Linked DNA regions of Homo sapiens: region 2 is linked to region 1. Evidence: chromatin contacts called from ENCODE Hi-C or POLR2A ChIA-PET data. All regions are on one chromosome and are shown on one strand. The core of a region is the stretch at or near the end of the contact, and the rest is flanking DNA. Distances in the headings are between cores, read along the strand shown.

Region 1 (5,741 bases), core at 3,114-5,613:
CCTAAGTACCTGGAATTGTAGGCACCCACGACCATGCCTGGCTAATTTTTGTACTTTTAGTAGAGACGGGGTTTCACCATGTTGGCTAGGCCGGTCTCAAACTCCTGACCTCAAGTGATCCGCCTACCTCGGCCTCCCAAAGTGTTGGGATTACAGGCGTGAGCCACTGTGCCTGGCCTTTATGGATTATATTAAATGTACATAGTAACTTGAGGAGAATTGACATCTATATGGTATTGAGTCATCTTGTCCAAGAACAAGGGTTGTCTTTTTATCTGCTCAAGTTTATTTTTGTGAAAACATATGAAGTCCTTAGTTAGAAATTTTGCATCTTGTGCCAAGCAACATAAATACAAATAAACTCACACATAGACAATGTTAGTGAAACTACAGATTACTAGGGATAGACAGGAAGAGGTTCAGAGCTGCCAGGGAGAATATATTGATTACTTACAAAGCAAAGACAATTAGGCAGACAGCTCATCATTAGTTGCCAGAAAACACAAAACTGTGGAGAAATAACAACTGTCAATCTAGAATCCTATACCCAGATAAGTTATTGCTCCAGTGTGAGCACAAAATAAAAATATGAAGGAACTTCAAAAACTTTATGGGAAAAAGAAATTAAAAGATAAAAATAAGAAATGTAAACGTTATTTCTCAACACAAGCTCCATCCAGTTAAAGACGTGTTTGTAGGTGATGATATGTAGTCCATTCCTAAAGAACTGAGGATCCTGGGAATTTACCCATGTCAATGCAGTATATTTAATATTATTAACTGAAAAAAAAAATGGGTACCCTTTCAAGATTTTTAGATTAGGAAACAAAAAGAAGTCAGAATGAGCCAAATCAGGACTGTAAGGTGGATGCCTAGTAATTTTCCATCAAAACTCTCACAAGATTGCTCTTGTTTGATGAGAGGAATGAGCAGAAGCAATGTCGTGGTGGAGACGGACTTTCTGATAAAGCTTTCCTGAGAGCTTTTTTGCTAAAGTTTGGCTAACTTTGTCAAAACACCCTCACAATAAGCAGACGCTGTTGTAATCTAGCCCTGCAGAAAGTCAACAAGCAAAATGCCTTCAGCATCCCAAAAAGCTGGTGCCATGACCTTTGCTTATGAGTGGTTCACTCTTCCTTTTGCTTGGACAGGACCACTTCCCCCTCTTGGTAGCCATTGCTTTGACTGTGCTTTGTCTTCAGGATTTTACCGGTGAAGCCATGTTTCATCTTCTTTGAAGACATGCTTCAGGATCTTGATCCCACTTGCTCAAAATTTCCACTGAAACTCTGTCCTTGTCCGTAGCTTATCTGGGTGCAACAGTTTGGTATCCATGAAGTGGAAAGTTTGATCAACTTTGATTCCTCAGTCAGAATTGTGTAAGCGGAACCAAGTGAGATATCTAAGGTGTGGGCTATTGTTTCTGCTGTTACTCTTTGGTCCTTTTCAATGAGGGCATCAACAAGATTAATTTTTTTCTGGTAAACTGATGTAGGTGGTCTGCTGGTACAAGCTTTATCTTCAACATCATCTTATCCCTTCTTAAAACAACTTATTCATTTGTAAACTTCTGATTTCCTTGTGGCATTGTTGCCATAAACTTTTTATAAAGTATCAATGATTTCACCATTCTTTCACCCAAAGTTCATCATAAACTTGATGTTTGTTCCTGCTTCAATTTTAGCAGAATTCATGCTACTCTGATAGGGTCTCTTTTCAAACTGATGTCTTATCCTTCTTAGGGCCACAAACTACCCATTTTAAAAAAATGTACAGGTACTGATGAAAGAACAGAAAGATAAGCTGTCATTTCCAAAACAGTAGAAGAAAAAAATGAGAATAAAAAAATTTCATCAATTCATAGAAAAAAAAAGAGAGGGAGACAAACATAGCAATAGAAAAATACAAAATAAGATGATAGAATTAAATCCCAATATAACAGCAATTACAATAAATGCGATTCGGTCAAACTCACCTGTTAAATATCAAATTGGATTTAAAATATAATTCCATACTGCTTATAAGAGCAATTAACACCAAATGTCTTAGAAAGGGTAAGATTGTAAGGTAGCTTTCAAGTTAACTCTTCATATGCTGTAGGTTTCGGTTTTGGGCTTTTTTGTTTGTTTTGGCAAGAATTTATTAGGTTGGTACAAAAGTAATTGCAGTTTTTGCCATTGAAAGTAACGGAAAACAGCTATTTTCTAAAACATTTATTTTGGAAAACAGCTGGTTCAATAGGCCCATCATACTAGTCTTTGGAGTGGGTTGATCTAATTCTGTCACCCAGCAGTTACTGTTCCTTCAGCTTCCTGGCATTTCCCCCTTTGGTCAGCCTCAAATAGTTTCAGAAGGCTAAGGAAAGAGCCCTAAGGCATTCCGCTAGAGACCCTCAACTCCGTAATAGTCCGTATTTGAACAGTTTCATTCAACAAGCTGCAAATTCACCTGGCCAGTCTCTCTTTCATCCTGCTATGTTTCTTTCTTGTTCAAAAATGTTAACATGCCAGGACTTTGACCTCCATGACACAAAGAAAACTCTTGCTAATAACAGACTTACCCGATCACAAGTGGCTTTTCTGTAAAACCCCAAACAACCTAAACCCCTTTTCTGAGTGGGAGAATGAAAACATCAGCTGTTGCAGAATAGACGGCATTCCTGTTGCTTAATTGGCACATCACGTACCTCCTGTACTTCAGAATGCCTTTGATGTCTGTTCTTTTGTTTTCATTTTTTTTTCAGTTTGCAGTAATTGAGAAATAAAGGTTCCAAGTCAAGAAACAATATCAGAACAAAAGCCAAAGCTGCACTCCAGTTGTTTGGTGTGTTTGAAATGCAGACTTCTTAAGTTCACCCAGAAGTTCTGCCAAAGTACACCAATAATGCACCTGTCTCTTTCAGCTGCGACAAGAATAATTAATTACATGAAAATGACTTCCATCGGAGGTTAACTTATTTTGGCTGACAGTCACAAACGTACACAGACATGTCTTACGCTGCAGTTAGGCAGAGCTTTATTTAGAACATTTTATTTATATCTTGGGTGATTTCGTTCCTAAGAAATTGAGGAAGAGAAAGAGGAGATGGTGCAGGAATGCAAGAAAGGAACATTTCTCATCATTTTTTCTTTTAACAAAAGCGGGGAAAAAAGACCAACGTCATAGCTAAGAACTTGACTTTCTCCCCAGAGTACTGTAGAATTCAGCCACTTTAGAGAGGGGTCAAGTGTACTTTGGGGGATGGGAAAGGGTGCAGGGCAAAAGGAAGGTTGCGGGAATTGACAGGTTTTCTCTGGTGTAACTTTAGGGTCTTCATTTACTCACTTTCTTCTGAGAGGTTAGGAGTGGGACTTGATGTTTCTACCATACAGACAAGACAACACGAATGTAGTACCCCTGAATCAGCCCACCCACCCTTGACAAGTGTTACCTCAGCCTCCCTGGGAGCCAAGAGGGACTCACTTTTGCAAATAGCTAAATTTTATTGTGGGCTTTGTTAGGGGCCAGGCATTTGCAAGCATCTCATTTCCTCCTCACCCCAACTCTCTGACATAGGAACTACTATCATCCCCGTTTTATGGATGGGGGAACTGAGGCTTGGGAAGGTTAAGAAACTTGCCCAAAGTTGGCCGGGTGCAGTGGCTCATGGCTATAATCCCAGCACTTTGGGAGGCTGAGGCGGGTGGATCACCTGGGTCAGGAGTTTGAGACCAGCCTGGCCAACATGGTGAAACCCTGTCTCTACTAAAAATACAAAAATTAGCCAGGTGTGGTGGTGGGCGCCTATAATCCCAGCTTCTCTGGAGGCTGAGGCAGAAGAATCGCTTGAATCTGGGAGGCCGAGGTTGCACTAAGCCAAGATCACGCCACTGTACTCCAGCCTGGGCAACAGAGCAAGACTCCATCTCAATTAAAAAAAAAAAAAGAAAATTAAAAAAAAAAAAAAGAAACTTGCCCGAAGTTGCACAGCCAGTCAGTGGCAGAGCTGGATTCCCAGCCCAACCACTACGCCACACGGTCTCTCTGTCACTGTTATTTTTATCAATCAAGGGGTCTCACATCATCCCTGGAAGATCTTTTAAATTCCTGATGTGTTTCCCTGAGTATGTGTGCTGGGTTTTTTTTAAATTTCAGGCTGGGGTAGCAGCGCTGTCTGTAAATGGAGAAGAATTCTGAGGCTTCAGGTAAGGTTTAGCTTACCCTCTGCTTCACCTGCATATAAAGAGGGCAAAGCCAAGGTGAGGGGCCACTGCTTCTGATAATCACCTTGCAAGCCCTTCCTCCTCAGCAATCCCTTATCACAGTCAGCCTGACTCTTGCAGTTGCAGTAGGCTGTTAGTCACGATGGGGGTCAGCTCAGGTTCCTGGGCCTGCAGCCATTAGCCTATAATAATAGTCACTGTTACCATTGTTACTATCTCCTACTTATTTTTTTAAGATGCGGTCTCACTCTGTTGCCCAGGCTGGAATAACACAATCATAGCTCACTGCAGCCTGGAACTTCTGGGTTCAAGCAATCCTCTAGCCCCAGCCTCCTCAGTAGAGGGACTACAGGTGGACACCACCACACCTGGCTAACTTATTAAGTTTTTTGTAGAGATGGGGGTCTCGCTATATTGCCCAGGCTGGTCTCAAATTCCTGGGCTCAAGCGATCCTCCTGCCTTGGCCTCCCAAAGCGCTGGGATTACAGGTATGAGCCACTGTGCCTGGCCACTCCCACTGCTTAATTGTTTCCTCCATGCTAGAATTTAAATCTGGATCTGCAAATTCCATTTCCACCAGCTACTAGCCTTGCAGTTTGGAGGCAGGTCATTTCACCTCTCTGAACCTCGGTTTCCTCTTGTGCACAATGAGGATAAGGATGACTATTTTTAGAATAACATTTATGTAGTCATTGCTTTATAGGCATGCTTTATTTACGTGCATGATTTCATTTATTCTCACAACAGCCCTGTTAAGCTGATGCCGTTAGGATACCCACTTTTATATGAGGAAACTGAAGTCTACAGAGGGGACTGCAACCTACTATAGGTCACACAGCTATTAAGTGTAAACTGGGGATTTAGCCCAATTCTGGGCCACTCCAATGCACAAGTTTTTAATCATGATACACTCTGGGATTATCGTAAGAGTTAGCGACGAGGTATGTGAGGGGCTTAACCCAGTGCCCAGCACACAGTAGGACTCAATTATCGGCAGGCAGACCTCACTGTTGGGATAACTGACCCCACACTGACACTGTTTTATCTCCAGGGTGAACCCCCAAGTCACAACGCCTGCAGGCAGCAGCCACAGTAATGCCTCCGCCTAGCACATGTAGGAGCCTCTGAGACTGGTGATTTCTTTGCAGAGAGAGGGTAACCAAATTGATACTAATCTTATTTTAAAACAGGTAGTTCTTTAAAAACCCCAAAACACAAAACCTGTCCAGCCAGACAGGCCAGTTTTCTTACACAATAGCTATCTTAATGAAATCTCAAGTTCATTTACTCTGAAAACCTCTTATAAGGAAAAGCACCTATGTTCCCAATACTGGTCTAGACACAGTGCGTTGGAGGTAATCTGATGCTTCTTTCTGCAGCATTTTAGAGAACAGACATGCCCACTCACCTCCACGGCAAAAGCCATCACTAACGTCATGATGGAGATCCTGATTCCACACCACCTGCCGAGAAGTGGGAAATAATTATTTAGGGGAAGCAAGGTGGTGCTACGCTATGGCCTTGAGAATGGGGAGTGT
Region 2 (5,218 bases), core at 2,556-5,055, 43 kb before region 1:
TCCACTGCAGATAAAACAATGACAATATGGAAGTGAAAAATGAATAATTCAAAAATGGAATTCTCTGTGGGGCTCCGTGCAGTGTGTGTTTCTGTGTGTGCATGTGTTTTATACAAGTCTCTGTTACTTTTGTAGTTTGGATTGGACTTCCGTCGGTCCATTAATTTTGTTACTGGATCCCACCACTTACCCAAAATTAGCCTTTGGGTTGGGTGTTTCTGCAGTATAGTCCCTTCTGTGGACACCAGAAAGATATTACAGGAAAGGGGTCCTGATCAAGACCCCCAGAGACGGTTCTTGGACCTGGTTGGGAGGCCGAGGATCACTTGAGGTCAGGAGTTCGAGACCAGCCTGACCAACATGGTGAAACCCCATCTCTACTAAAAATACAAAAATTAGCCAGGTGGGCCAGGCACGGTGGCTCACGCCTGTAATCACGCCTGTCATCACAGCACTTTGGGAGGCCGAGACAGGTGGATCACCTGAGTTCAGGAGTTCAAGACCAGGCTGGCCAACATGGTGAAACCCTGTCTATACTAAAAAAACAAACAAACAAACAAAAAAAAAAACAAAAATTAGCTAGTCATGGTGGCCTGCACCTGTAATCCCAGCTACTCAGGAGGCTGAGGCAGCAGAATCCCTTGAACCCAGGAGGCAGAGGTTGCAGTAAGCCAAGCTCTAGCCTGGGCGACAGAGCTAGACTCCATAAAAAAAAAAAAAAAAAAAAAAAAAAAAAAAAAAAAAGAAGAAGAAGAAGAAGAAAGAAAGAATTAATTCATTAATTCAGGATGAGCCCGTAAAGTGAAAGCAAATTTATTAAGAAAGTAAAGGAATAAAGAACGGCTGCTCCATAGACAGAGCAGCCCCAAGGGCAGCTGGTTGCCCATTTTTATGGTTATTTCTGGAAGATATGCTAAACAAGGGGTGGACTATTCAAGCCTCTCGTTTTTAGATCGTATAGGGGAACTTCCTGACGTTACCATGGCATTTGTAAACACTCATGATGCTGGTGGGAGAGTGTAGCAGTGAGAATGACCAGAGGTCACTCTTGTTGCCATCTTGGTTTTGGTGGGATTTGCCTGGCTTCTTTACTGCAACATATTTTATCAGCAAGGTCTTTATGTCCTGTATCTTGTGCTGACCTCCTGCCTCATCCTGTGACTTAGAATGCCTAACCATCTGGGAATGCAGCCCAGTAGGTCTCAGCCGCATTTTACCCAGTTCCTCTTCAAGATGGAGGTGCTCTGGTTCAAATGCCTCTGACAATTTCACGGATGGATTCCAGGGACCTGTGAGCAGTCTCTGGAAGTCTTTGGCTAGGTGTGGTGGCTGACCAGGAACTGTGGCCCACCTTGTAGTTCCCACACATGGGGAAGCAGACAGGTAGAGTGTAACCCACCAACCACTGCACACGCAGGAAACAGATCCCATGTCAGGACGCTTTGTAAGTGCTGCATGCTTCCAGACCAGTGGAGAGAACCCATCAGCACGTATCTGTAGCCTTTACTTTTGCAAGAACATATCGCCGCATTGTTTGGTAATTTAACATTTTTGACAAAAACAACTTGAAAGAGATGATGTTAAAAAATGCTGGCAGGGAGCACACAGGATTTTTAGGGTAGTGAAACCTCTCTGTATGATCCTACAATGTCATTAGACATTTGTCCAAACCCAGAGAAAACACACCACAACCAAGAGTGAACCCTAATGTAAACTCTGGACTCTGGGTGATGATGATGTACAGTGTAAGGTTCATCAATTTTTTCTGTAAACCAAAAATAAAATTCTAAGTCCTCCAGCCATCTAAATGGACCCCTCCTCTTGGCCAAGAGCATTCCAAAGCTAACCTGAAAAAACTAGTTCAGGCCATGTTGGAAAGAGAAAGCCAGACATGCCTCATTATCCCCTCCTCCCTTTTGGAATTGCTGATAAAACAGACTCTTTAAGTCTGACAAGAAACATTTACAATCTATTCTCTCTAAAGCCTGATATCTACAGGCTTCATTTGCAGGATAAAACATTGATCTGGGCCAGGTGCAGTGGCTCAGGCCTGTAATCCCAGCACTTTGGAAGGCCGAGGCGGGCGGATCACAAAGTCAAGAGATCGAGACCATCCTGGCCATCATGGTGAAACCCTGTCTCTACTAAAAATACAAAAATTAACTGGGCGTGCTGTCACGCACCTGTCATCCCAGCAACTTGGGAGGCTGAGGCAGGAGAATCGCTTGAACCCAGGAGGTGGAGGTTGCAGTGAGCTGAGATCGTGCCATTGCACTCCAGCCTGGCAACACAGCGAGACTCCATCTCAAAAAACAAAACAAAACAAAACAAAACCTTGGTCTCCACAACCCTTTATCATAACCCAGACATTCCTTTCTACGGATAATAACTCTTTCAACCAATTGCCAATCAGAAAAATTTTAAATCTACCTATGACCTGGACGCCCCTGTTTCCAAGTTGTCTCACCTTCGCATCCTGAACCATTGCATATCTTGCCTGTATTGACTGATGTCTCATGTCTGCCTATGATGTATAAACCAATTGTACCCTGACCAGGTTGAGCACATGTCATCAGGACCTCCTGAGGCTGGGTCATGGGTATGTCCTTAACCTGGGCAAAATAAACTTTCTAAATTGATTGAGACTTGTCTCAGAGACTCTTGGTTTCCATTACAAATGTGCCACGATGGCAGGAATGTTGATAGCGTGGGAGGCTGTGTGTGTGTTGGAGAGGCAGACAGTATATGGGAATTCTCTGTACCTTCTGCTCAATTTTGCTGTAAACCTAAAACCACCCTAAAAAATAAAGTCTGTTAAAAAAGCAAACACATCAACAAAACTACAGTGGGTCATCCCACCACAAATCTTTGATGAAATGAGTTCAACTTAACCTTTTTTTTTATTAGCCATGCCATAAAATTTAAGTGTATTTTTGTTCTATTTAATGAAAAAAAAAAAGATGCTGGCAGTGAATGAGGGACAGGAATGAAGGGCACGTATAACAGGTAAACCTTAGACGCTTGTCTAAAAATAATACCTACATCTCCCTTTTCAGCTTTAATTATTTTAACACCCCTTGTGAGCTGTCTGAGAGCTGAGATGTGAGCATTCTCAGGAGCCTCTCTGCAGCCCCTGACACTTGGTTTTTTCTTTATTTAGAGCCGACATCAGGAGAGGAAGAGAAATGGGAAACTGAGGGCCAGGAGGGAATTTGGGAACATTTTCAAATCCACCTACAGCTGTCAGCAGGACGCCGGCTCCCTAAACAGCTGTGGGTACAAAGGATCCTGAAATCCACTCCAAAAACTTAGATCTCCCTCCCAGCTGCTTTGCAGGGCTCGGGGAGTTAATGATGAAGTTCTTCCTTATGTCGAGCGCAGAGCTCCAGCCTTCTGATTGGATGAGTGCTGAAGATTAGAAAACGGCTTCTTCGGAGGAACTCCAGAGACATACTGCTGAGAAAATGAAGTCAGCCATTCACGAGAATATACCGTATGATTTGGCGTGATTCTGTAGGGTTTCTGCACTTTAATCCCTTTGTGATCGCCGTAAATATGTTACAGGAAAGGGGTCCAGATCCAGACCCCAAGAGAGGGTTCTCGGATCTCGCGCAAGAAAGAATTCAGGGCTAGTCCGTAGTGCAAAGTGAAAGCAAGTTTATTAAGAAAGTAAAGGAATAAAGAACGGCTGCTCCATAGACGGAGCAGCCCCGAGGGCTGCTGGTTGCCCATTTTTATGGTTATTTCTGGATGATATTCTAAACAAGGGGTGGATTATTCATGCCTCCCCCTTTTAGACCATACAGGGCAGCATCCTGACGTTGCCATGGCATTTGTAAACTGTCCCGGTGCTGGTGGGAGTGTAGCAGTGAGGACGGCCAGAGGTCACTCTCGTGGCCACTTTGGTTTTGGTGGGTTTTGGCCGGCTCCGTCACTGCAAGCTGCTTTATCAGCAAGGTATTTATGGCCCATATTTTGTGCTGACCTCCTATCTCATCCTGTGACTTAGAATGCCTTAACCATCTAGGAATGCAGCCCAGTTGGTCTCAGCCTCATTTTACCCAGCTCCTATTTAAGATGGAGTTGCTTTCATTCACACACGTCTGACAATTCCTTCTTGCAAAAGACAAAACGCAGGCCATGCATGCTGGCTCATGCCTGTAATCCCAGCACTTTAGGAGGTTAAGAAGGGAGGGAGGTTTAAGGTCAGGAGATCCAGACAAGTCTGGGAAACACAACGTGAAAGGAAAATAAATCTTGGGGCCCCCAAATCACTAAGCTAAAGGAAAAAGTCAAGCTGGGAACTGCTTAGGGCAAACCTGCCTCCCATTCGACTCAATGTCATTCCTCTGTTCACTGAGATGAATGCGTATCTGAATGCCTCCTTTGGAGAGGCTCATCTGAAACTCAGTAGAATACAACCAATTGTACCTGGAAGCCCCCTCCCTACTTTGAGTCATCTGGCCTTTTCTGGACTGAACCAATGTTCATCCTACATTTGTTGATTGATGTCTCACATCTCCCTAAAATGTATAAAACCAAGCTGTGGTCTGACCACCTTGGGCACATGTTACCAGGACCTCCTGAGGCCGTGTCATGGGCTCGCATCCTTAACTTTGGCAAAACAAACTTCCTAAATGGACTGAGACCTGTCTCAGACTTTTGGGTTTCACAATAGTGAGACCCCATCTCTGCAAAAAAATAAAAGAGATTAGCTAGGTGTCACGGCACACGCCTGTAGACCCAGCTACCTGGGAGGCTGAGGCCGGAGGGTCACTTGAGCCCAGGAGTTCAAAGCTGCAGTGAGCTGTGATTGCACCACTGCACTGCAGCCTGGGCAAGACAGAGCAAGACTGTCTCAAAACAAAACAAAAAAACCATACAATCAATGGTGGTAGATATCACAATAGTGTTTTTTCTTTGCTGGGGCTGCCACTGAGAGGAAATTTCTGGGATGCTAGATTCTATACCCTTCTCTGGAGGAATTCACTCTGTAAAGATTCATCATGCTGTATCCTTGAGAGGTGGGAATTCGCCATATGTGGGTTACATCTCATTAAGTTATGCCTCTAGATGATCTTGATCTCCTTCTTTATCTAGCTCATATACAATGACAAATGTGGAACATACAGAAACATATAGGGAATGGTGGGTTAAATGCTGCGTACTCACAATTCGACTTTTACAAGCCTTAACATTTTGCTGTTTCCTCCAAATT

The links. Hi-C counts contacts between places; a loop is a spot of excess contacts on that map. ChIA-PET counts read pairs that join two places held with the same protein, here RNA polymerase II (POLR2A). Pooled maps may share reads with other maps.
Region 2: a loop to region 1 is called in a map of Caco-2, with 2.1 times the contacts of the local background. The contact joins two enhancer-like sites. A Hi-C loop is called at or near these places in 2 of 168 maps with a recorded cell type or tissue (Caco-2 and ascending aorta) and 2 of 50 pooled maps. POLR2A ChIA-PET finds 5 or more read pairs at or near these places in 6 of 52 experiments (A549, Caco-2, MCF 10A and 3 more).

The regions. Positions count from the first base shown.
Region 1 is chr7:3,215,918-3,221,658 of GRCh38, reverse strand. No RefSeq gene overlaps it. Among named protein-coding and RNA genes, the nearest start is that of SDK1, 82 kb to the left of the region's middle. Within about 2 kb of position 4,363, at least 4 of the 41 ENCODE cell types and tissues checked have a DNase peak (open chromatin) inside an H3K27ac peak, as active enhancers do.
Region 2 is chr7:3,258,723-3,263,940 of GRCh38, reverse strand. The region is part of intron 2 of SDK1-AS1 (SDK1 antisense RNA 1); the gene reads left to right. Among named protein-coding and RNA genes, the nearest start is that of SDK1, 40 kb to the left of the region's middle. Within about 2 kb of position 3,805, at least 7 of the 41 ENCODE cell types and tissues checked have a DNase peak (open chromatin) inside an H3K27ac peak, as active enhancers do.